3 separate regions of the Homo sapiens genome follow, and regions 2 and 3 are each linked to region 1. Evidence: chromatin loops called from intact Hi-C (ENCODE). Cell type or tissue: IMR-90. All regions are shown on one strand.

What was found. Peaks named below come from ENCODE experiments on the same cell type or tissue, not always from the same donor. Only the 100,000 strongest peaks of a DNase experiment are listed, where the experiment ranks them.
Region 2: a loop joins it to region 1, with 2.7 times the contacts of the local background. A loop is called at or near these places in 3 of 110 quality-filtered maps.
Region 3: a loop joins it to region 1, with 5 times the contacts of the local background. A loop is called at or near these places in 6 of 110 quality-filtered maps.

The regions. Positions count from the first base shown.
Region 1 is chr17:70,133,975-70,141,974 of GRCh38, forward strand. KCNJ16 (potassium inwardly rectifying channel subfamily J member 16) reads left to right here. Exons shown (of 4, transcript NM_170741.4): 4 at 1-1,634. LOC105371882 (a long non-coding RNA gene) reads right to left here. Exons shown (of 4, transcript XR_934953.3): 4 at 4,263-4,459. Among named protein-coding and RNA genes, the nearest start is that of KCNJ2-AS1, 31 kb to the right of the region's middle. In IMR-90, a CTCF peak has its summit at 4,078; DNase peaks (open chromatin) are centred at 3,597 and 4,077; H3K4me3 peaks cover 811 bases; H3K27ac peaks cover 2,535 bases.
Region 2 is chr17:69,964,424-69,972,423 of GRCh38, forward strand. It overlaps LINC01497 (long intergenic non-protein coding RNA 1497), which reads left to right. Exons shown (of 5, transcript NR_110875.1): 2 at 1-129. Among named protein-coding and RNA genes, the nearest start is that of LINC01497, 6.7 kb to the left of the region's middle. In IMR-90, no CTCF peak of the experiment used is centred here; a DNase peak (open chromatin) is centred at 3,638; H3K27ac peaks cover 380 bases.
Region 3 is chr17:69,866,037-69,874,036 of GRCh38, forward strand. The region is part of intron 4 of LINC01483 (long intergenic non-protein coding RNA 1483); the gene reads left to right. Among named protein-coding and RNA genes, the nearest start is that of LINC01497, 92 kb to the right of the region's middle. In IMR-90, no CTCF peak of the experiment used is centred here; DNase peaks (open chromatin) are centred at 4,305 and 5,035; H3K27ac peaks cover 2,765 bases.

The sequences.
Region 1 (8,000 bases):
AAGCAATTTTTTCTCTAACCGATGAGGCAGAAGAAAAGTTAACAGTATTTAAAGCAGCATTTCTCTCTTAACGTTCCTGGGAGACTCCAACAAATGGAGACCAGAAACAAGGCAACCACGACCTTGCTAGGTTCTCTGAGGAGGGGACTTTCTATGTTCACGTCCCACCTTCTTCGAGGACATGACCAAGGGACAGGATCATACAGATGAGGTGAGGGGATGGTTAGCAGCGATAAACATTCTCAGACCCTTGGAGAGAAACCGTTGCTAGCTTGCTGGTCCCGAAAGATTGCAACTTTGGCTGCTACAGAAAGGATAGAACCTTTTTGGGGGGAGGGTGGGGAGGGAGATATTTATTTGTGCCCAGAAGCAGTTATGTATGCTTCTTGTCTTGGTTACTGTACAAGATACAAATGACTCGAGTTGTGGATTGCAAGAAACTCTTTTATTAAACTTGGAACAACCATTTAAATGAAGGATTTTGTGAGATAGAATTCAATTAAAGCGATTTGAATGCACAGTAAGTGGATAATCTGAGTACAATGAAATTTCTTAAGTTTTAGAACATGAGATAAAGTTGTATACTCTACTTTCATGTTAAAATGTTAATCATGATTACTTTAAGCCCACATCCACTGAGTAAAGAGTCACTTTAAACTTTATAAATCAAAGAGATATTAGGAACATTCAGAATTATTTGTGTTTTGTTTTTGTTTTACATTGTTGCTGCACTGGCAATAAGTATGTGGCACTGTTTTTATTTGTTTATGTTATTTAAATACACACCCAGACACACACACACACAGTTTTTGCTTTTTCTGGAAAATCTTTCTTTCTCTTCTCTCTCCATGAAAATTAAAACACACAAGTGAATGAAGTAATTACATAGTCCAAGATTAGAAATACAAGTAAAATATATAGGTATAGGTAGATAGAGTGCCTTTCTGTTTCTTTTCTTTTCTTTTTTCTTTTTTTGTTCTTCCTTCCTTTCTTCCCTCCTCCCCCTCATCCTTCCCTTTCTCCTTCTTTTCCCTTTTTTTTTTTTTTTTGACCTGGGAGTAATAAAGTTACTTTTTAAATGCACGTATGCAATCTTTTATTCCTCTTGTTTTATGGATAAGAGATTTGTTCAGGTCAAAAGTTGCAAAACTGTTCTGAAGCTTAATATTAGAGACCCAAGTAAGATTGTTTTTAGTCTTGCTTGAGGAATGCACACTCCATTTAAAAAATTGTGCGCTCTGTAGATTTGGATTTTACAGCAGCAATTACTTGGCTAAATTAGAGTACTGCAATCTTGTAAGTAGAAAACAGCCACCATGACAATAAACAAAAACACTTAAAAATATTTTTAGCTTGTTTTACCTACATCTAGTTTCATTTCATCTTGCTTTGCTTTGTTGACTCTGCTACCGCTGATGTTTGCCTTGTCAATATCAGAATAGGGGCATCAGTGTCCCGTGAAATACATTTTGTTGTGCTATGAGCCTCTGTAATCAAATGCTTGTACTCAGAAGAGAGTGTAAAATCAGCATTTCTATGTAACATATATCTCTAATTATCTGTGTAATTTTATAACATACTTTGACAACCCCAGTGAGTTACTTAATAATAAAGATCTTAAAATAATGCAAAAACTGTGTGCATATACCTATATTTTCAGTGGTATAAGTTCTCTTTGCTGATGTGGTCAGAATTGGGTACAGTGCACCAAAAATAAGAATGCTGCTTCATAGAAAGAGAACATAGGCAGCATTGTAAAGCATTTTTATGGGTTTTTTAACAGCTTGTACAACAGGTATATCTGAAGTAAAAATTAGTTGCTTCTGTAAGTATCACAAGCAGGTTCTATGTAAAATGGCAATTCTAGTTTCAAATGCCCTGCCAATAACGAGAAGTTGGTTGAATATTTTTTCTTATGCCATCCACTTTTTCCCCCAAAATGAAATTATTCAATGAAGTTAAATAGATTTAAAATGAATTGTGGCATCAAGGTATTGCTCTACCATGTGCTATAGTTTCTGAAGGGGGCCCTGGAGAAGTGAGTAAGACTAAGGAGAGAGAAGAAAATATTATTTTCATGTGCCACCAGATTAGTGAGTATTATCAAGTGATTGATGCATGGATTTAATCCCCACAATAACATAGTAAGGTGGATTTTTTAAATTTCCATTTCATCGACTCTCCCATCATCTTCTTTTCCCTAACAAATTCCTAATTGGAAAACAATGTGTTCGGGTTTATAAAAAAAAAAAATACAGCTGTATTTCCAGTCCCGATGCAGGTTGCTGGAGGGTAGGGTTAACTGGCATAGTTCTGGCACATAAGATGTTAGCAGGAATCTATGGGTGCGGCTTTTATGAAAGCTTTTAAGCTGACTTGGCTGGCTCATGCCCTGTTCCTCTCCCTGCTCACCTTTCTCTCCATCTGGACCTCTAACTTGGTAGCTTATGCTCTTGAAGCCACCTTGTAAGAATGCAAATCAAGGACACCCCCTACAAGGGAAAATAGAAAGGTAAGAAAGACTGCAGCCCTAGATTGCACATCTCCAGACGTCTTTTTCATAAGTGAAAATAAATATGATTTCTAATTGACACAGCAATATATCTAAGGGAAATTATCCAGGAAACAAGCCTGGTTTAAAAAAAAAAAAAACGATGCACAGCTTAGGTCCAACTTGTACTTGTCCATGACAGTTGATGGAGTTGATCACTGTGGAAACAGCTAGCTTTCTTTCTTGCTTTTTTCTTTCTTTCTTTCTTTTTTTTTTTTTTTTGAGACAGTCTTGCTCTGTTGCCCAGGCTAGAGTGCAGTGTCATGATCTCAGCTCACTGCAACCTCTGCCTCCTAGGTTCAAGCCATTGTCCTGCCTCAGCCTCCCCAGTAGCTGGGATTACAGGCCTGCACCACACCCAGCTAATTTTTGTATTTTTAGTAGAGACAGCGTTTCACCATGTTGGCCAGGCTGGTCTCGAACTCCTGACCTCATACTTTCAAAGGAGTTGAGGACATGCCACTATCGTAAGACACACACACAAAGGATTGCTTTTGGCCTGGAAATCCCTCTGAGATGCTGGTGGTGGAGTGACCTTGATAAAAGGATTAACCAGGCCCACTGCTCTTTTGCTTCTTTCTTCCCCCCAACATAAAATCCACAGAAACCTGGATAAAGCAGGCACTGTACAACTTGGGCAAAAAATAAAACTGCTAATACTGTCTCAGACCCTCTATCCCTCACCAAGACCAAACTTCATCCATTTAGAATATTTGAGAGGATTTTTAATACACACAAAGGAATCCAGATTTTTCTTTAAATATTTGTATTTCATCATTTCTGAGTGGGCCAGGACATGTGCTGAGTGGATTCTCTGGGCCACTTTTATGTAAATTTTTAGGCACCAGATTCTACTCAGTTTAATATATTCTATCTATTAGTCTCATCAGTTACAAGCCTTGATTCTTCTGTTCTGAATGTTCTGTAAGGCGTGTGCAAAGTCCTGTGTCTTTTAAGGTAAGACTTGCCTGTGGATATCTAGAAACCACGCCTATTCACCCTGCGTACTCTATAAATCACAAAGCCCTGACTCAATTCTAAAATCAGCGTGGCCTCTCTCTCTCTCTCACTTTCATTTTTAAAGGAGCAGTATGACCCAGGCTCCCGAGAAGAGAGCTTCTGGCTCCACATGCAAAATGCAAGTTAGTGTTAACACAGAACACACAGATTATGCAGCAGGGAAGCACTTGGTAAATTCCTTTCAAATGTTCCCCTAGATAGGAGGTCTTTGAAAGCAAAAACTAGTAACCGAGATTCAGTCCAGATAAATCTGTGGGCAGACAGCAAGTGAGGTCCCCTAGAAGGGGCATTTTCCTAAAAAGACATAATCATAATGCTGCCCAGAAACCATCATTGGTCTGCATTACTTTGTACCTTTTCTTCAATCAGAAAAACCTTATCTACCAGTAAATTCCCAAGTGTTTTCTTTCACTGCTCTTGGTTTCCTAAAGCAACTGAACGCACTCCTCTTATGACTATGCGGTTGGGTCATGAGATTTGGCTTGGAGTAAGCAGCCTCTTGCCTCATCCTGCCACCCTGTGCTTCTTTCCTTGGAAATGTCCAAGCTTGTGGTTTGGGATTCTCTGTGCAGAGTTTTGAGACTTATGTCGACACCTCTACATGTTTTGAAATTCAATAGATTGAGTTGCTGAGCACCTAGCAGGGATGGTAGAAAAAACAAAAATAGAATGAATAAAATAAACTATGGCCTTTTCCTGTTGGGTCTCATTGATTTATTCTACTTTGTAAATATTGTAACGTAAAAGGATACCATGTCCAGGGTCTGTCTGCTGTCCCAAGAAAAAGCAGCTGGACTGAGCTGGAGAGTCTTCCAAATAAATAAGACAATCTGTGCTGGGTAATCACTCATCTCAGGCCTGGAGTGGAAACTCTGGGGACGCTTCAGGCTGCAGAGAAACAGGTTAATTATTTAAAGTATTTCAGCAAGCCTGATGGATGAAAACTCAAACAAATAGATTAAGTCTTGCTAAATTACATAGCCAAAGAATGCTGGTTTTTGTTTTTTTTTTTTTTTTCCTCTATGCTATCATTTACCACAGGGGCCAATGAAAGGTCTTTAATCACTGTCTAAGTAACCTGAACTTGAGACAGAAAGGGCCCCTGGAGATTTAGTCACTGTGAAAACTTCTTTACAGCAAGTTATCAGAAATCTTCAACTTTCCACATAAAATACTTCAGTCACATGCGATACTCACTGTGGTTAAATGCCCTTTATTTGAATTAGAAGCACATGTTGAAGATCAATTATTTATTGTGCTGCTGGTTGATTCTTTCTGACACTAGTTGGCCTGGGGAAGGGAGGCTAGTCATAGGGGCCGGGTTAAGGACAGAGCTAGCCTCTGCTAGCCGCCAATTCCAGAACCAAAGATTTTTAGGATATCAGGAGGACATCAGATCCCTTTTTATGTAGGAGGAAACCTCCAACTCGGGAGTTATCTGCCTAAAGAGTGACAGACATGGAGGGACGGAAGAAGAAAACACAATTACCAATGGCCAACCTGGGGCAATAAGCAGACCTGATGCTGCCCAAAGTTGAAGTATTGCTATTTTTTAATCAGTAAATAGCGCAAATGATCATTTCGAGACCCTTTGTTAAATAGCAAGCTAGTATTTTCTAGAAGTGCTATTGATCATTAAGTATTTAAAGAAGTGGCCGGGCACGGTGGCTCAGCCTGTAATCCTAGCACTTTGGGAGGCTGAGGCGGGTGGATGACCTGAGGTCAGGAGTTTGAGACCAGCCTGGCCAACGTGGTGAAACCCTGTCTCTACTAAAAAATACAAAATTAGCTGGACGTGGTGGCACGCACCTGTAATTCCAGCCACCTGGGAGGCTAAGGCAGGAGAATCGCTGGAACCCGGGAAGCGGAGGCTGCAGTGAGCCGAGACCATGCCGCTGCACTCCGGCCTGGGTGAGACTCTGTCTCAAAAGGAAAAAAAAAAAAAGTATTTGGAGAAGCTGGGAAAACAAAGGTAAAAAAAAAGAAATGTGGGAGGCAGCTGGTAAGAGTCATGATAAAGGAAGATAAACTTCTTCAAAATGTGCACAAACAACGATTGAATAAAAAAAAAAAAGCTCACACCTTTTCAGGGAAATGCTAATGTACAGTGAGGCACACCTATGTACACTGATTTATTGCCACCAAACCTTTTACCTTGGAAGCAGAAATGTTTAGTCTTTTGGCAGGGCCGGCCTTAAAGCATAAGCAAACACAAGGAGCAACAGGTTTTTTTGGGTTTTTTTTGGTTTTGTTTTTTTTGGGAGCAACAGGGTTTTTTTTTGTTGTTGTTTTTGTTTTTATCATTAAATGGAAGTGCTCCCTTCTTGAAACAAGTGCTATGAAGAAAACAGCCCAACCTGAGAGAATCACACAGATTTGGTCTGGATACAGCCACTTATTAACTGTGCCACCTGGAGCAACTGAGCTGCTGTCTCCAATTCTCAGTTTCCTTAGCTATAGATTTCCTTTCTGTATTAAGCTACAAATTTAAGGGTGCAGAATTAAGAATCAAATGCCTTAAGTTTGAATTCTAGTTCTTCTTCTTTCTTTTTTAAAAAATTAATTATTATTATTATTATTATTTTGAGATGGAGTCTCACTCTGTCACCCAGTCTGGAGTGCAGTGGCATGATCTTGGCTCACTGCAACCTCCACCTCCCAGGTTCAAGCAATTCTACCACTTCAGCCTCCAAAGTAGCTGGGATTAAAAGTAGCTGGGATTACAAGCGTGCGCCACCACACTCAGCTAATTTTTTTTTATTTTGTAGACATGGAGTTTTGCCATGTTGGCCAGGGTGGTCTCGAACTCCTGACCTCAGGTGATCCACCTGCCTCAGCCTCCCAAAGTGCTGGGATTACAGGCGTGAGCCACCATGCCCAGCCTAGTTCTACTACTTTCTTACTGTGTGACTTTGGGCAATTTACTTAACCTCTCTGGGCCCAAGTTTTCTCAACTGTGAAGTAAAGAAAATAACAGTACCCACCTTACAATTGTTAAAAGGGTTAGTGAGAAAATATTTATAAGGTCCTTAGAAGAATGCCTAGCACATAATGAATGCTAATACAGTGTAGGCAATTAATACTGCCAGCAGCAAACTCATCTCTTTTGGTGTTTCATAATTTACATTCCTTAACTTTTAACATTGACCTAATCAAAAAAACAAACAAAAAATTAAAAAGGAGAAATCACGCAACGATTTTAGTAGAAGAAATATAAATTATTCCCAATCCAAGTGTAAATTGTTTCCGTACTATCTGACCAAAATTACTTTGGATGATTTATATCATACATCCTTTCCATTGTGGGAGGCATGAGCATTCAGTAAAATACAGTTTTGAAAATAAAATACTACTCTACTCAGATACACCTAAAGCTTAGTGAATAGCAACAAACAGAGGAAAAATCAAACTGCATAAAATACAGGATAATCCTCCTGCATTATCTACTTACTGGGCATTAAATTAAAGCCATTTCCAAAAGTACTTAACTGCTTCATATCATAATAACATGTGTTATTTTCAAACTGTTCAACATGTTCCTGTTAAATTGGAGGGGTCCTGAGAGGAGTAGGCTTATCATGCCAAAATAACATATCACTACTCAACTAAGCTGCTGCTCATTGAACTCGAAAAACCTCACTGGCCTATGCTGTGCCAGTGGACCCCACAGAACTAAAAACTGCTCACAAGACAGAACCACACCTCATGTTGGGAAAGAACAGGTGTGTTGAGCACATTTGAGATGGGAGAAGAACAATTCATCTTTTTCTCTAAAATATGACATACTTTTGTAGTAAGATCATGGCTAAATCAGGCAGAAGTGGATTCAAATTCCTTTTTTAAAGGTGTGCCCCTTGGCAGCTGTATGAACTTTGGTAATTTTCTAATTGTCATTGAGCCTTAGTTTCTTCATGAGTGTAAGTGGAGCTAATCATATTTACCTGTGGGCTCTCTCAGTCCATGTTGTGCTGCTTATAACAAAATACCACCAACCAATTAACTTGTAATGAACAGAAATTTATTGGCTCACGGTTCTGGAGGCTGGGAAGTCTAAGATTGAGGGACAGCCTCCTAGTTGTGTCATCCCATGGTAGAAGTTGGAAAGACAAGAAAGGGCAAAGGAGAGAGAGGAAAGGTGACAAAGTCTCCCTTTTACAACGAATCCACTCCTGTGATAAAGGCGTTAGTCCACTCATGAAGGCAGAGCCTCCATGGCCTCTTCACCTCTTAAAGGTTTCACCTCTTAATACTGTTACAATGGCAATTCAATTTCTACATGAGTTTTACAAGGAACAAACATTCAAACTATAGTATGGGCTAATTGCAGAGTATGTTAGGATACCTTTACACACAAACACATATATATGAACATACCTATATATATATGTGTGTATGTATGCTTATATACATGTATATATATGTATGTATA
Region 2 (8,000 bases), 170 kb before region 1:
GTTGGCTGGGCTACCTTCCCTTCTGGAGACTCTAAGGAAGAATCCATTTCCTTGTCTTTTCCAGATCCTAGAGGCTACCTGCATTCCTTGGCTTTTATCCCCAATCTTCCATCTTCGGAGCCAGCAACAGTGAGTTGAGTCCTGATATGGCATCACTGTGATCTCCTCTGCTGCTCCTTCTTCCATTTTTAAGGGCCGTGTAATTACATCGAGCCTACGTGGATAACCCAGGATAACCCCTCTCTTCTAATATCAGCTGTCAAGCAACCTAAATTCCATTACAACCTTAATTTCCCCCATTCAGCCATATAACTTAATATATTCACAAGTTCCAAAGATAAGGAAGTGGACATCTTTGAGGGTGTGTCATCATTCTGCTTAACATGGAGTGTAAGAGAAAAGCTACAAATATCAATGACTTAACTAAATAATAAGTTTATCTCTTATTAACATTGGGAGTTTCTGGTAGAGCAATCCTCTAAGTGACTATTCAGGGACTTAGGCTCCTTTCATCTTCTGCATCTGCCTTCCTACTGAGCTTGAAAGCCTTCCCTGTCCGGTTAATACATGAAGAAACAGAGAGAGGCTTTTGTGTGTGTGGTTTTATGCACCAGGCTTGGAGGCAGTGAAAATTATTTCTACCTATATTTTCATTGACAATACTCAGTTATGTGGCTATACCTAAGTACAGTGGAAGTTAGGAAATATAGTCTATCTATGTGCTTGGGACATGAAGAAAATACATTTGATGAAGAGCTAGTCAGTCTGTGCCAATTCTGTCCATTTGTTCACCAAACATCTATTCCATTTTTCCTGCCACACATGGAACACACGGGTGTCCTTTCTGAAGGTGGAAAACTAAAGGTCCCAACAAGTCATTGCAGAAAACTTAAAGTCCAGCATCCTTGAGTGATGCTCATCTCTCTAGACCAGAATTGAAGTGGCTTCTTTGAGCCTACAAATGATATATATTTATACACACACACACACACACACACACACATGCAAACAAACACACACATGCATACATATACCATGCAGGGAAGATACATAGATACGGGAAAACATTTTAGACACCTGTTTGGTAAAGGAAAAAATGAGAGGCATGCAGCTGTTACTGAACCATAGCAATTTTGAAATCATGTTAGGCACATATTAAGGGTCCTATTATTTGGCTGGGAAAAAATCTTTCGTTTATTCCTAAATTATGCTCCCTAGAATCTCCTTTCTTCACTGTTCTCCATGGTTACTGATTCCAGCCTCTGAGAGATTCTTCTTTGTCTATCTTTCCCATGACCTTCAGGAAGTGGGATTGGAGATTATGTTTGGTGCTGATAAAAGCTGGGGGACCCAGCACTAATCTTAAAGCTTAAGAAGTCAATACTTTCAGTCCATGCTCATAGAATCCTTAGGGAAACAATTTTCCCCAAACTAACAGACATTGAAATTGTCTTGTTTCTAGTCAATTACATGTGCCAATAACTACATTTGAAGTTTTCTCAATGTGATAATTCTCATGACTGATTTATTTTTTGCTTCCTCATATACACCATTCTAAGCCACTCCCAACCTCCCTGAAGCTATCTGAAATAATATTTTTGAATACTGTTTCCTTAGTCTAATCCTTATATTAAATTGTCTGTTTTTTAACAATAATTTTATTTGATTGTTGTCATTCAGAGCCTTTTTCAATTTATCTTAATTAGGATGCAGAAGCACTCAGGTTTATTAACTCTAAAAGTTATTGATCTCTGGATACATATCCATTTCAATTTCTGCTTCAAAATAAGTCTGTTTTTGTCTGTGCTCATCTCTTTCTTGTAATACATTGCTAAGAAAGGCCAATAGTAGCAAATAGGCACTGTTACTCTCATATCAATCTCTTGTCCTCACGTCCAAAAACTACAGGCTTATAGGCTCATGAGGTGTGTTGTGCCTTTCTATTTAATGTATGAAGTGGTTTTACCATATGTTTTGCCATGAAACAACATGACCTGAACCTTCATTGTTCCAACCTCATCTATCAGCCTCCATGAGGCTATCTGAAATAATATTTGTGAATACTTATTTCCTTAATCTGATCTCTATCCTAAGGCTGCATTATAGGTTCTGGGATCCTTCCCTTTTCAGGGACAAATGGAAAAAAACAACAAGGATCACTTGTGGGATATTGTGATAAAATGGGCCTGAAATTGATTAACATCTTTTCTGCCCACATTCTGTTGGTCACAATTAAGTCATATGGCCATATTTAATTGCAAAGTGTGATAGAAAATGTATTTGTGTGTGTGTGTGTGTGTGTGTGTGTGTGTGCCCAGTGGGAAATGGCAATGGATTTTAGTGCATATGTGCAGTCTCTGTCACACCAAAAAGTACAAAACTAAGTATCTGGGTATGCCAAATTCAGCTATATTGTTAGACGGTATTGCTTAGAGCATTATGAACTATTATTGATAGTTACTGAACATTTAACAGCAAAAGATCTGTTGATAGTATGATATCAATGTGCAGACGATTTAAAAATCTTGAGGCATTCCAACTATCATACACAAATCAGAGGCAATTCATTTACTTAAGCTCATTATTGACTACCTATTATGTATTGGACTTTATGTTATGTGCTATGCAAAGAAAAAGCACAGGATATATCTGTAACCTCAAAAAGCTCTCAGTATTCCAGAAGAGGCAAACATACACACAAGTAACTAAAACACATTTTTTTGTTCTATTATGCAGTTATAAACATTATATAGGAGCACAGAAGAGGGAACTACTATGTCTAGTCTTATTTAAAAACAAAAGAAAACAGAGACAGCAAGAAAATAGTAACTATTAAGAATGCTGTGGTTTGTTTTTGTTTTTGTTTGGTTTTACTATGTAAATGAAGTATCTCATCAAATAAGGAAGACTTTATGAGCAGGGAGTTATCAAAATGCTGAACATGGCTGGACGCGGTGGCTTATGTCTGTAATCTCAGCACTTTGGGAAGCCGAGGCGGGCGGTGACCTGAGGTCAGGCGGGTGGTGACCTGAGGTCAGGAGTTCAAGACCAGCCTGGCCAACATGGTGAAATCCTGTCTCTACTAAAAAATACAAAAATTAGCCAGGCATGGTGGCAGGCGCCTGTAATCCCAGCTACCTGGGAGAGGCTGAGGCAGAAGAATCGCTTGAACCTGGGAGGTGGAGGTTGCAGTGAGCCAAGATTGCGCCATTGTACTCCAGCCTGGGAAACAAGAGTGAGACTTTGTCTCAAAAAAAAAAAAAAAAAAAAAAGTGCTGAACATGCTGCCCTGAAGAAGCAAAACCCAAAGGTGTTCAAAAAGGTCAGTGGTTTGTCTAATTCAATGTTTTGGGGAAGATATCTTGAAATCTTAAAATCCAGAACAATATTTAAAGTAAGAAAAGAAGCAAAGCCATTTTTTCCTCTTTGGTGGTTGTTATTGTTGACGTTGAAGAGTAACTGGAAAGAATAAGTTAAATGGTCAAAAGTTTGTTTTTGAGATGCCTGCAGTATGGCACTTGGGCAACCTCCCATGATGCTAGATCCCTGTTGGGTCTGACGAAGGCAGACATTCATTAAGCCTCTCACCACCAGTGGTTGGATCCCATCCACTTCATGCAAGTAGACAACCACAAGTATTTTATTCCGTATATCAGTACCAGAAGCTAGGAGCATGGAATGCACACAGTATGCTTTGAACCTCATAATTGTTCCTTGTAATAATAAATTTTTACATTTGAACCTGTGAGTTATCAAGGAAAAAAAAACAAAAAGCCACTTTGGTTAAGGGATAGACTTAAAATAACAGGAATTATGGAAATGGAAAAATACCACTTTTCTTTGTTGGCTCAAGGATTTATGTGTGGGGAAAAAATGATTCAGAGGTGATGGCCTTTCTTGGACATTAACAAACTGTAGAGGAGTTTGCGTCCCTGACAATGGATGGTGTGTAAAATCTAATGGTGGTGGGGGTGGGAGGAAGAGGCTGGATGTGGCAGAAAAAGAGAGGCTGAGCTTAGGCAGTTTTATACTTACAAAGGGAGAAATTGTTTGGATTTTTTTTCTTTTTTGGAAAGAATATCTATTGTTAAAAGTCACTTCAGCCTTTGCTAGAGAGTGAGAATAATTGGGCTTTAAAATATTAATAGAATATGAATATTGATGAAAAGTGAAATATCCTACAAACAACAGGCTTTTTCCAGCCAATTTGTTATACTCAACTCATGCCGATCGGATTCTGAGCTTTATACAAATAAACTTTAGATGGAAAATAAATCAAACATTTAAACATTAGAAATCTCATGACAAAAGAATAGAGAAACAAATAGACATTTCTTTCCTAAGAGTTGAAATTAAAGAAAAAATTCACAGTTGAAATTTCAATACATTAAAAAATTTCTAATGTAAAAACTTATTTTCTGTTGAAATGCAAACCACATATTACAGTGATAGTTACATTACATAGGGGATTGAGTTCATCTCTTAATGCCTCATGCAAATTTATAAGAAAATAATTAGCATAATTAACAATAATTTATTGGTCGATGTTATAGTAAATGTATAAATGAACAAATAAAAATAGCAGATATGCTAATGGAAACTGTTTAATTATGCTAATAATAAGAAAGTATCATAAGTTAAGATGTTATTTCACATATTAAATTATGGTAAACACAGAAAGAGAATGTTTAAAGCTAGCAAGAGTATCATCGGCCTGATTATCCTTCACTGATGATGATGTTATAAATTGGTAAAACTGTTTTAGGATGCAACTTGAAAACGTGTGTATTTGTTGATTGAATAAGCTGAATTTAGTGGATGAAATTGTGAAATGATTGTATTTTTCTTCTGCAACAGCCTGTTAAATTCTGTGTTGAATTTTCCATCCTTGCCCCCCGACAAAAACTTCTGATAAATTAATCAGTAGAGCTGATTACCAGTAGAGCTGATGTACAAAAGCCTAGTCAAAATTAAGAAACAAAACAAAACCAAACCACAAAATCTTTTATTGTCTCATCCTCTTTTAAGCTTCTCCCCTGGACCCCTGATGTGGGACTTGGAAAATTACAGTAAGGAAAGTAGATACTTCATTATTTTCCCACTTTATTCTTTCATCTTCCCTTACTCAAGATGTTATTTCTTGACCCCGTCTTGGTGATGTTGGGTAGATAAGAGAAACCAGGGTGGAAAAGTTATTTATCAATCAACACAGTTGTAATCTGGAGCCAGACAGATACCTAAATGCTGTCTTCCTACTGAAGATATTTTGTAGGTTCTTCAAAAAAGCCAGTGAAAACAATCTGCTATATTATTCACTGTCTTGGGCAGTGCCCCAACTAGCTGGCTATGAATGCCATCCACCTGAACCTCTGCTTCTTGGGTAATCTTTCTATAGCCTCTTAGTGCTGTTGTCTGTTAGCCCTCGCAGGTAAGCCACATGTTGGGATCCTTTCTAGGTAATTTATGCCTCGCTACCCTCTGTAGGGTCCACACTGGCTCCACTTTTTCTCCGTGTTCAGCCATCAAGACTATTTCCAGCCAATCTCCTGTCTTTAAATTTTGCAGGCAAGAGCTGGCCTCTTTGTTTTCCAAATCCCTCACATATCAAGATCTAAATTCCCTCACTTGGCCTGAGGTTAGTTAAGAAAGTATGAAGGAAGGAAAGAGAAATGCTGAGTAATGCTGACAACTGTTCCAAAAAAATAATTGATCAATTCCCCTAATGAATGCTTACCTTTTGTTGTATAAGGGAAGGCAGGTGATGGACTAAGAGCAGCTGAATCTGTTTTGGGAAAGCCCTTTTGCAGCTCACATTTAAAAGATCGGGCATCTCTCTTCAGAAGGTACAGTAATTATTGCATACACTTTTGAGCTTTGAAATCGTAGCCCAAACTGAGACAATGGAAAAGTCCCATTTAGATGTTACACATTTTAAAAAATCTTCAGAATTTCCAAACTTTTAGCCTCTAGGGGAAGAAAACAGAAACAACTAAATTATGTAAAAGCTTGGTGCGTTAAGATAGTAATTATAGTGTTAATTTGAAAACTATAAAATTTGAAAATGAGAATTTGAAAGTAATCCAATATCTCATAATAGGAGAATAGTTAAGAAAGGGCATATCTAAATTAAAGAAAACCTGCCTTCTAAAATAATGAGCTATGTTATTGTGCAGGAAAATATAATACAACATTGAGTTGGAAAAATGAGACATAAAATTGTATTTACACTATGTTTATAACTATGTAAGGTACATATTTAAGAGGTTTGGGTCAGGAAATAAAACAGCTAGTTGTCTATCACAGCCCTGGAACTTGGTAGCTCGGTAACCTTAAGGACATTATTTAAAGTCTCCAACTTATCTCTCTAAAAAGAAGATAATACTTTCTGTTGTTTTCATGAGACTTACATGCGCTAAAGCATTGCCTGGCACTTAGTAATTAATTAAAAAGCTCTATTGAAAGACTGAAAAGGACACACAAAAATGAAAATAGGAGTGATGTTAAAATGATTTAAAATTCTTTTACATTATTTGTAATCTTCCCATAATGCTGTTTTGTTACTTCCATAATTAAAAACAAACTAAAAAAGCTAAACAGTAGGGGGACAATATATTGGTGACACCAACCCACAAACATGTAGGACATCTAAACAGGAGGTTGCACCAAATTGAGGCTTCCTCATATATCACAGACAAAATTGTTTTCCCAAGATACTGTGTTAACCAATCAATTCAATGCTCATTCCAACCAATTGGCATGTTCTAGTAACCTTTGTATCACCTGGGTATCATTGGCATAGATTTTAAACATACGTTACAGCAGTTCACTTTGCTTTCTTTGTAGTCCATTTCTGTCAAGTTACAAAACCCAAATAAAATATTTCAGAAACAAACCAGGGCTATTATCCAGTTTATGAGCATTTAGATAAAAAGGGAAAAATCACAACCCCCTGAAGTAGGCTTAATTCAAACAAGAGAGTATATCTTGCAAACCATTCGATAATTTTTATTACAGTTTTTGATATGCACTTATTATCTAGACTATAATCTGCAAATGAATTGGGTATTAAAGTAAACCACTTTTGAAAGTTTGCAAATAAACTATCTCCCTATATATTATCACTCTTTTATTTGCTCTTATTTGGACTAATAAAGATGAAAACATTATGTGCCTTATTTCAAACCAATAAGAGAGCCAAAGAGAACTTTGAAAAATGATGTAAAGGTTGAAAATTTAAAAGTGCTTCCTTTAGTGGGTTTTGGACAAGAACCTTGACCATATCCCAGAAATATATAATTGATTCACCTAAGCTTGTTTCTTAAAGACTAAGTAAAACTATTATTCACATATGTACTTCTCATATGGCTTTATGCTGTTGCTTCTCGTGATAACTTAAAATAATTTTTAAAATCCATATTCTCAGATTTGAGGTGAAATCTGAACAAGTGCAATTACGTGTCTTTCTTCATAGTTACACGTGGATAAACTACTAAAAATAAACCCCAAAATAAAAACATTTTAAACGTAATATTGGAGAATTTTCTTCCATTAACTCTTTATTACTTAAAAGACGGTGAATTTTGTCTGGAACCTTGTGGTCAACTATTTTAAAATGAACATAGAATTGGGGGTAGTAGGTCATTGATATTTCTGATTTTTAAAAATTTGAGTTCAGTAGTTTATCCATCAAATGTTGCTAGAAAACATTAAGATCTGAGTGTCATACAACTATAAGCATTGATTTCTGAGTTACGGCAGCTGGGTGGGAAGGGTACATCTTGGCTGAGATCAGCTGGTCTTTGGTTCCAGCCACGTATTTGGATCAGTTTTGCTCCAAGTGTTCTCAGCTTTTGAGAGTAGTAGGCTGGATGGGGAATGTTCTCATGATGTGGGATGAAAGGTCCCAAAGGTGATGAGAGAAAAAAAAATGCCACTTAAGGCCTAGGCCTGGAATGTAGGCCATTCCCATCCCATTATTGTAAGTTACATGCCCAAGTATT
Region 3 (8,000 bases), 270 kb before region 1:
GCAAATGACAGGGTTAAAATGTTGAAGGGCTTAAGAGGGTTTAAATAGTTCCTTTGGAAAATGAAGGCTGAATAAAGAAATTCAAGAGAGAGCTGGACAGCATCAGGCATGCCTTGAGGTTAGGGGCTTGAGGTTAGAGGTTAGGTGTTTTTAAGGCATCAACCTGTAAGACAGCATAATTTTCTCTAAGCAGGGAAAAAGGTGACATTTTGACTTATCTGGGTGGCTGGAACAGAAAACAAACAAACAAACAAAAAAAGCAAAAACATTAAACTTAGGGAGGTCAAGGTACTGACAAAGAAGTGTGAAAGGAAAATAAATATTGGGCCCCCAAAATCACTCAAGCTGGGAACTGCTTAGGGCAAACCTGCCTCCCACTCTATTCAGAGTCACACCTCTGCTCACTGAGATAAATGCATATCTGATTATGTATTTGGAGCAGCTAATCAGAGGCTCAAAAGAATGCAACCATTTGTCTCTTATCTACCTATGACCTGGAAGCCCCTCCTTTAAGCTGTCCTACCTTTTTGGACTAAACCAATGTGTATGTTACACATATCAATTGATGTCTCATGTCTCCGTAAAATGTATTAACACCAAGCTGTGCCCCGACCACCTTTGGCACATGTCATCAGGACTTCCTGAGGCTGTGTCATGGGTGTATGTCCTCAACCTTGGCAAAATAAACGTTCTAAATTAACCGAGACCTGTCTCAGATTTTTGGGGTTCACAGAAGTCTCTGGGCTGGTGAACAGTGAGCTGCATAGGGAAGGAAGTGAGGAAGGAGGGGCTTATGGGAATAAGTAAAGGCTCAAAGGGTTGGAGATTGTATGCAGGGGAAGTACAGGTAAAGAGAAGCACCCGAGAGGGAGCTAAAACTGTAGGCGTCCGTCCAAGAAGTATCGGTGGCATTTACTGTAATAAGGATGACATTTGACTGTGGGAACAAGGAGCTAATGAAGTGTGCAGGGAAAGGGGACTGGAGTGCTGAGAGTGTGGAGGAACCAAGAGGGCCGGGCATCAGAGGTGTCATCCCTGTGCCTATTGGAGACTCGCAGAGTGTTGGTAGGAACTGTGATGGCAATGAAGATGGAAAGCCACATGCCAAAGTCCTTGATGAAGGAAGAGTGGGTACTGGGGAGTGGATTGATGAGGACAACATGGCAGGGCAGAGGAGAGTCAAATGCAGGAACTTCAAAGGGAAAAGAGGTTTTACCCCAGGCAGATAAACTCATGGATTTGGAAGATCTGCAGAAGAAATTTTACCTCTGGGAGAATCAGGTCGTAATCACCACAGTGAGGCAGAGAAATATAGAGTAGAAAGGTTAAAGATGTAGGAGTTTATTTTGCTATGGGATTACCCCCATGGAAGAATGGATTTCATCTAATCATTCAGGAAAGATATTTTTGGGGGGCTTACTATTCTAGAAACTGGGTATACAGAAGTAAACAAAATAAGCTAATTTACAGTATCCATAAAGTTTTTACATTCTAGTTGGAGGGAGATAGAGGAAAATCACATAGAATGATATTCAAATACACAGACATACCTACCTACAATCCTCTTGCTGTTTTGCTAATTGTAGCAAAGTAATATTGTATATATACTGCATATTCATAAATTGCACGTTATCTTACTAACTTGGATAAACTTAGTCTTTATTAGATGTTAATAGGAGTTGCAAAAGAAGAGAACTTGCAAAAAAAGAGAACTTTGTCAAAAGGATGTTTGGATTTATATGTTTAGAATAAGAGATGGTGGCTGGGCATGGTGGCTCACACCTGTAATTCCAGCACTTTGGGAGGCCAAGGTGGGAGAGTTGCTTGAGCCCAGGAGTTCGAGACCAGACCGGGCAACATAGGGAGATCTCATCGTTACAAATAAGCAAAAAGTTAGCTGGGTATAGTGGAGCATGCCTGTAGTCCCAGAAACTCAGGAGGCTGAGGTAGGAGGATGGTTTGAGCCCAGAAGTTCAATGCTGCCGTGAGCCATGATGGTGCCACTGCAATCCAACCTGGGTGACAGAGTGAGACCTTGTCTCAAAAAAAAAAAAAAAAAAAAAGAAAAAAAGAAAAAGAAAAGAAAAACCCCAAACAAAAAGAATAAGAATAAGAATAAGAGATGGCTGACCTGTACACAATATGTCAAGTGGTGTGTTGGCCAGTTTTTGCATTACTGTAAAGAAATATCTGAGACTGGGTAATATATATAGAAAAGAGGTTTATTTGGCCCATGCTTCTGCAGGCTGTACAGGAAGAATGGTGCCAGCTTCTGCTTCTGGTGAGGCCTCAGGAAGCTTACCATCATGGCAGAAGGAAAAGGGGAAGTTGGTGTATCACACAGCCAGAGCAGGAAAAGGAGAGAGGGAGCAGGGCCCACACACTTTTAAACAACCAGATCTCATGTGAACTCAGAGTGAGAACTCACTCATCACCAAGGGGGTGGTGATAATCCATTCATAAGAGATTCACCCCCATGATCTGAACACCTCCCACCAGGTCCTACCTCCAACACTGGATACTACATTTTATCATGAGATTTGGAGGGGACAAATATCCAAACCGCATCAGGTAGAGATGAGTTTAGTAAAGAAACATCCAGGCCGGGTGCGGTGGCTCACGCCTGTAATCCCAGCACTGTGGGAGGCCAAGGCAGGTGGATCGCAAGGTCAGGAGTTCAAGACCAGCCTGGCCAACATGGTGAAACCCCATCTCTACTAAAAATACAAAAATTAGCCAGGTGTGGTGGCGGGCACCTGTAGTCCCAGCTTCTCGGGAGGCTGAAGCAGGAGAATCGCTTGAACCCAGGAGGCGGAGGTTGCAATGAGCTGAGATCACACCACTGCACTCCAGCCTGGGCGACAGAGCAAGACACTGTCTCAAACAAACAAACAAAACATCCAGCCGGGTAAATTGAAGGCACAAGATTTTGAGAGAAAGTGAAGAAGTTAAACTTGCTAAGGAGTGGCTTTATGCACTGGGGGAAGAGAGGGAACAGATATTGCAGGTAGCACTAGGAAGAGTCTGTCAGGCAGAAGACACAACACAGAGTTGCAGAGGTGGCTTTGAGTGAGTGGTAATCTGTGGAAGAGGTGTCTAATGACAGGAAAGTACAGATAATCCTGCGGACAAGATGAGGAAGGCTAGATAACTAGAAAGCCTTCGGTCTTGAGTATTGATCTAAAATGGGGAAGTGAATATAGTGAACTGTAAGATTTTTTATATTCAAAAATGCTGCAGCCACAAAAAAGAATGTCCTTTGCAGGGACATGGATGAAGCTGGAAACCATCATCCTCAGCAAACTAACACAGGAACAGAAAACCAAATACCGCATGTTCTCACTCATAAGTGGGAGCTAAACAACGAGAACACATGGACACAGGGAGGGGAACATCACACACCGGGGCCCGTCGGAGGGTAGGAGGAAAGGGGAGGGAGAGTATTAGGACAAATACTTAATGCATGCGGAGCTTAAAATCTAGATGATGGGTTGATGGGTGCGGCAAACCACCATGACACATGTATCCCTATGTAACAAACCTGCATGTTCAGCACATGTATCCCAGAACTTAAAGGAAAAGGAAAAAAAAAATGCTGGAAGCCATTGCCCCAAATGCTGAGTTCTAAGCAGAAAACTTGCAAGTTAGAATCCTGAGGACTCCAAGGTTAAGGCAGCACATGGATATTCAGTTGCCTTCTCTCTAGACTCCAGAGTCCCTGCAGAAGTCTGGCAAAGATAGCCTGGTCTGATCATCTTCAGAATCTAAACACACCTCATTTACATAACTACTCACTGTAGGTTGTTTTCAGTTGCCTTCTAAGATTGAAAATGCTAAGGCTTCCCCAGGTTTCAATATTACTTGGTCATTTTTTTTGGTAAGAATCTGACAGGTCAGTAGTTAGATGACCAAATGTTTGAAGAAAGAGTTACTGAAAGGTGATATGGTTGGATTGGTGCTTTAAGTTGAAGACTGTGGACATAATGGGTAGAATAAGAATCCCCGAATAATGGTTGTGATTGTGAAAATGGAAAGTAGATGATAACCTTAAAGAATTTGTGAAGTTGAAGAAAGTGGAGCATTTGCTGGAAAGCACTTCCTCAAAATCTTGCATCTCAAAGGAGTACTGGTTCTGCCTGACAGAACAGCATTGACCTCCACCTGAAAGAGCAGGCCTGACTCAGTGCGTCTCTGGTCCCCACACTGCAGTCACAGTGTGGACATTCTTTTGCAGTGTGTGGTAGCTCCCCCAGGGCAGTGGGCCTGAAGAGACTTGGGGGTAAGTGGTCAGGATTGCTTCCTGCAACAGTGAGAGGTCCTGACTCATGGGCTCTGGATCCCCTCTGACTAATGATCTGCAACTGACCCTCTGCTTGTTCTCTAGCAGGTCCATTCAAGGCAGGAATTGTAATTTCCTAGGACACAATGCTAGGTGAAAGGGTTCATTGTGTCACCAAGAATGACACAGTAATTTAAGCCTGGGAATGCAATTTATTCAAACTCCTCATTTCCTAAATGAGCTCAGATTAGAACAATCTCTTAAAGAACAATTTTAGAAATGTTGATGTTTTTCTTTTTCTTTTCTTCTTTTTTTTTTTTTTTTTTTTACAGGGGGTGGGTGAGTGAGTAGGATGGAGGTGGCCATGGAAAGAAAGGAGAGGAGGAGGCTTTCCATAACCATGACTTGAAATGACCGAGTCAGAAGGTTATGGCTGTTAGGAGGAGTTAGGACCAAGAAACATGCACTTTCTGCCAGTGGGGTCCAAAGTATTCTGCATATCTCAGACAAGTGCAAACCTGCCTTGCCTTTCTCTCTGTCTCCCTAGGAGGTACTGTTTGTGTGACAAAGAGAGTTGTCAGTAATCCAGCAGACACCCTCTTGTACTGCATTGAAATCCAGCACATTCCTCCCTACAGTAGGAAGGACAGACTGGGCTTGCTTTGGGGTTTATTAACCATCTTGAACTATTTTCCAAATGTTTTAGGTTCGAAAAAACCTGAATCACATTGGGCCACAGCCACTTTTTCTTCTTCGCTATTAAGCCTATGTGTATTTTATGGGAAATGTAATCCATATGTTTCTGATTCCTTTACACTTAACTCATCAAGCAGGATTTGTTAAAGCTATTTCATGCCCTGGATGCCTTTTGAGCCGTTTCCTTGTGACTTTCAAAGCCTTTTATTCTCCAGAAATAGGAAGTTACATTTTATGAAATGTAAATGAGCTTGAACCCCCAAAGGTCTTATTTGGGTCAGAATTTGGAACACTTGGGATCAGTAAGAAGCATGCTCTATTCCACTCTTTCAGAGGAATTTCAGCTCAGGGAATACTTTTACACTTTTCAATGCATAAAATTGGCTAAACTTTAATTAAGATGTACTTGGGAGAAAAAAAAAGCAAAAAAAAAATTTCATTGTAAGAGCACATATCATTAATGAAAAGGGGTAAATATTTCTGAATAAATAAAAGCTACCTCAGCTAAATTACCATAAAATAAAATAAACCGAAACAACCAAATACGTCTCCGAACATCACTAACTATGATCCTGTTGCTAAATTGCTGTTTTAATTTTGTGGCCCTAAAGTGAATCTCCAGTAAATATTTTTTCAATACCTCCCACCAGAACAATTAAAATAATTTTCCAGGAGCAAAGCTGTTTTCATGTCTTGGCAAAATATCCTGTTGTCTGAGAGCTCCTATTCTTCAGCAGTAGAAGTTTGCAATTAAAAAAATTAAAGAAATGCATAATCTAAAAATTCTCTCCTCTCCTCTAATTCTAGGAAGAAATTCCATGTTGGGTGTGACATAATAAAACAGGCTCAATTCCGAGCCTTTGCAATTGTTTCTTTTTCTGCCTGGATTAATCTTCCCTACGATCATGAATCTGTCTCCTCTGTTATCTCTTCACTGAGGCCGGCTCTAACTGTCTGGACTGAAAGAACTCTCCCAATTCTCCTTTTGTTACTCTCTACTCCATTTATCCGTTTTACGTTTTTCACAGGAATTAGCATCATCTACCATTGCTTAATGTCATTTGTGCACTTATATTTTCTTTTCTCAATGAGAATCTAAACACATCCCTGTATCCCGTTACTAAAACGTTAGCTGACAAATGGCAAGCACTCAATCAATGTTTACTAAATTTAATTGCAACAATTTGTTCAACACCTATTGACACGTATTATGCACCAGGTTTTATGCTAGATATCAGAGATATAATGAAATATAAAACCAAGTTCCTGTTCTCAAGAACCTCCCATCTTGAGGACAGAGAATATAAGTCAATTACTCTAGTGGTGTGTGGTAATTTTACTGGGGTCCTAATCCAGACCCCAAAAGAGGGTTCTTGGATCTCCTGCAAGAAAGAATTCAGGGAAAATCCATAGAGTAAAGTGAAAGCAAGTTTATTAAGACAGTGAAGGAATAAAAGAATGTCTGTTCCATAGACAGAGAAGCCCAGAGGGCTGCTGGTTGCCCTGGTTATTTGTTGATTATATGCTAAACAAGGGGTGGTGGATTATTTATGCCTCCCCTTTTAAAACCATATAGGGTAACTTCCTGATGTTGCTATGGCATTTGTAAACTGTCATGGCGCCGGTGGGAGTGTAGTAGTGAGGACAACCAGCGGTTACTCTCGTGGCCATATTGGTTTTGGTGGGTTTTGGCTGGCTTCTTTACTGCAACCTGTTTTATCAGCAAGGTCTTTATGACCTGTATCTTGTGCCAACCTTCTGTCTCATTCTGTGACTTAGAATGCCTTAACCATCTGGGAGTACAGCCCAGTAGGTCTCAGCCTCATTTTACCCACCTCCTATTCAAGATGGAGTTGCTCTGGTTCACATGCCTCTGACAGTAAGCTAAAGTTTGCTTGAGAAAAGTGAATTGAAAAAGCCTAGTTATTTTATTGCATAATTAGAATAAGAGGTATCAGAAGCACATTTATCAAAGCTACCAGATAGGAATTAACTTCTTCTAGGATAAAATACATTGTTGTATTTATCACCCTAATGTAGTTTGGAAAAAGCCTACCTTATTGTGCAATATAAATCAAGACTTAAGAGAAACTGTAGAGGATACTAGTTAAGGGAACTTAAACACATTTTTTTTCCTTGATTTTATAGGTAGGTTTTCAAATGGGAAATGAATTGTTTACGTTCATTTGCAAAATGAAGAGAAGGGAAAGAAAAGGCGCTAAGGCTAGACTCACAAAAGCCGAATTCTCATGTGAAGTCCAGCCTTGTGGCTACCCATAAAGCAGTGGCATTCCAGGTTTATCAAAGCCTGAAAATAAAATACAACTATCCAGAACGTATTGGTAAGAGAAGATGTTAATCTTGATCCTCAGGTTCAAATAGAAAAACACCTTCCAAGTTGAAACTCTTCCCTGCCTTTTCAAGCCAGAAGAGTCCACATTGGTGTCTATACAACTTGATTGAATAATTGACAACTCTCATCTCTGCACTTTGCCCTTTAGATTTTCTCACACGCCTTGCCAAACCAACATCTTGGGAACATGGACACCACAAACTTTTTAAAATGGAAATATGTGGACTCCCATAGAAGACGTGCTACAAGCACATAAAACTGACTAAAAGCTTTCTGAGAACAGAAACCAAGTTGGAGCTCACCTTTCTCGCATTTCTATCCACAGTAATTCCTACTCAAAGTCAGTTAAGGGAATTTAATTGCCAATTAAATTAGTGCCTTTTCTCACCTGTAAGAGGTCACTTGCATTATTTTTAGTATATTTGGAAATGAAGGCATAGAAACATACACCAGGCTTCCAGGTTACTTGGCGACAAGGTTTTTTTTTCCTAAAATTTCTAGGAATAGGCTACCTCCATGTCTGTAATGGGGGTAACATCAGCGTGAATGGAAGAGTAAAGATTTCTAAAAATCTGCTTCTCTATAAAAACAATAAGAACACTGGCAAAATTTCCAAAATCAGCTTTTCCAGACCTGGGAAACCTCGCAGAAATCCAAGGAGCATTTACTCAG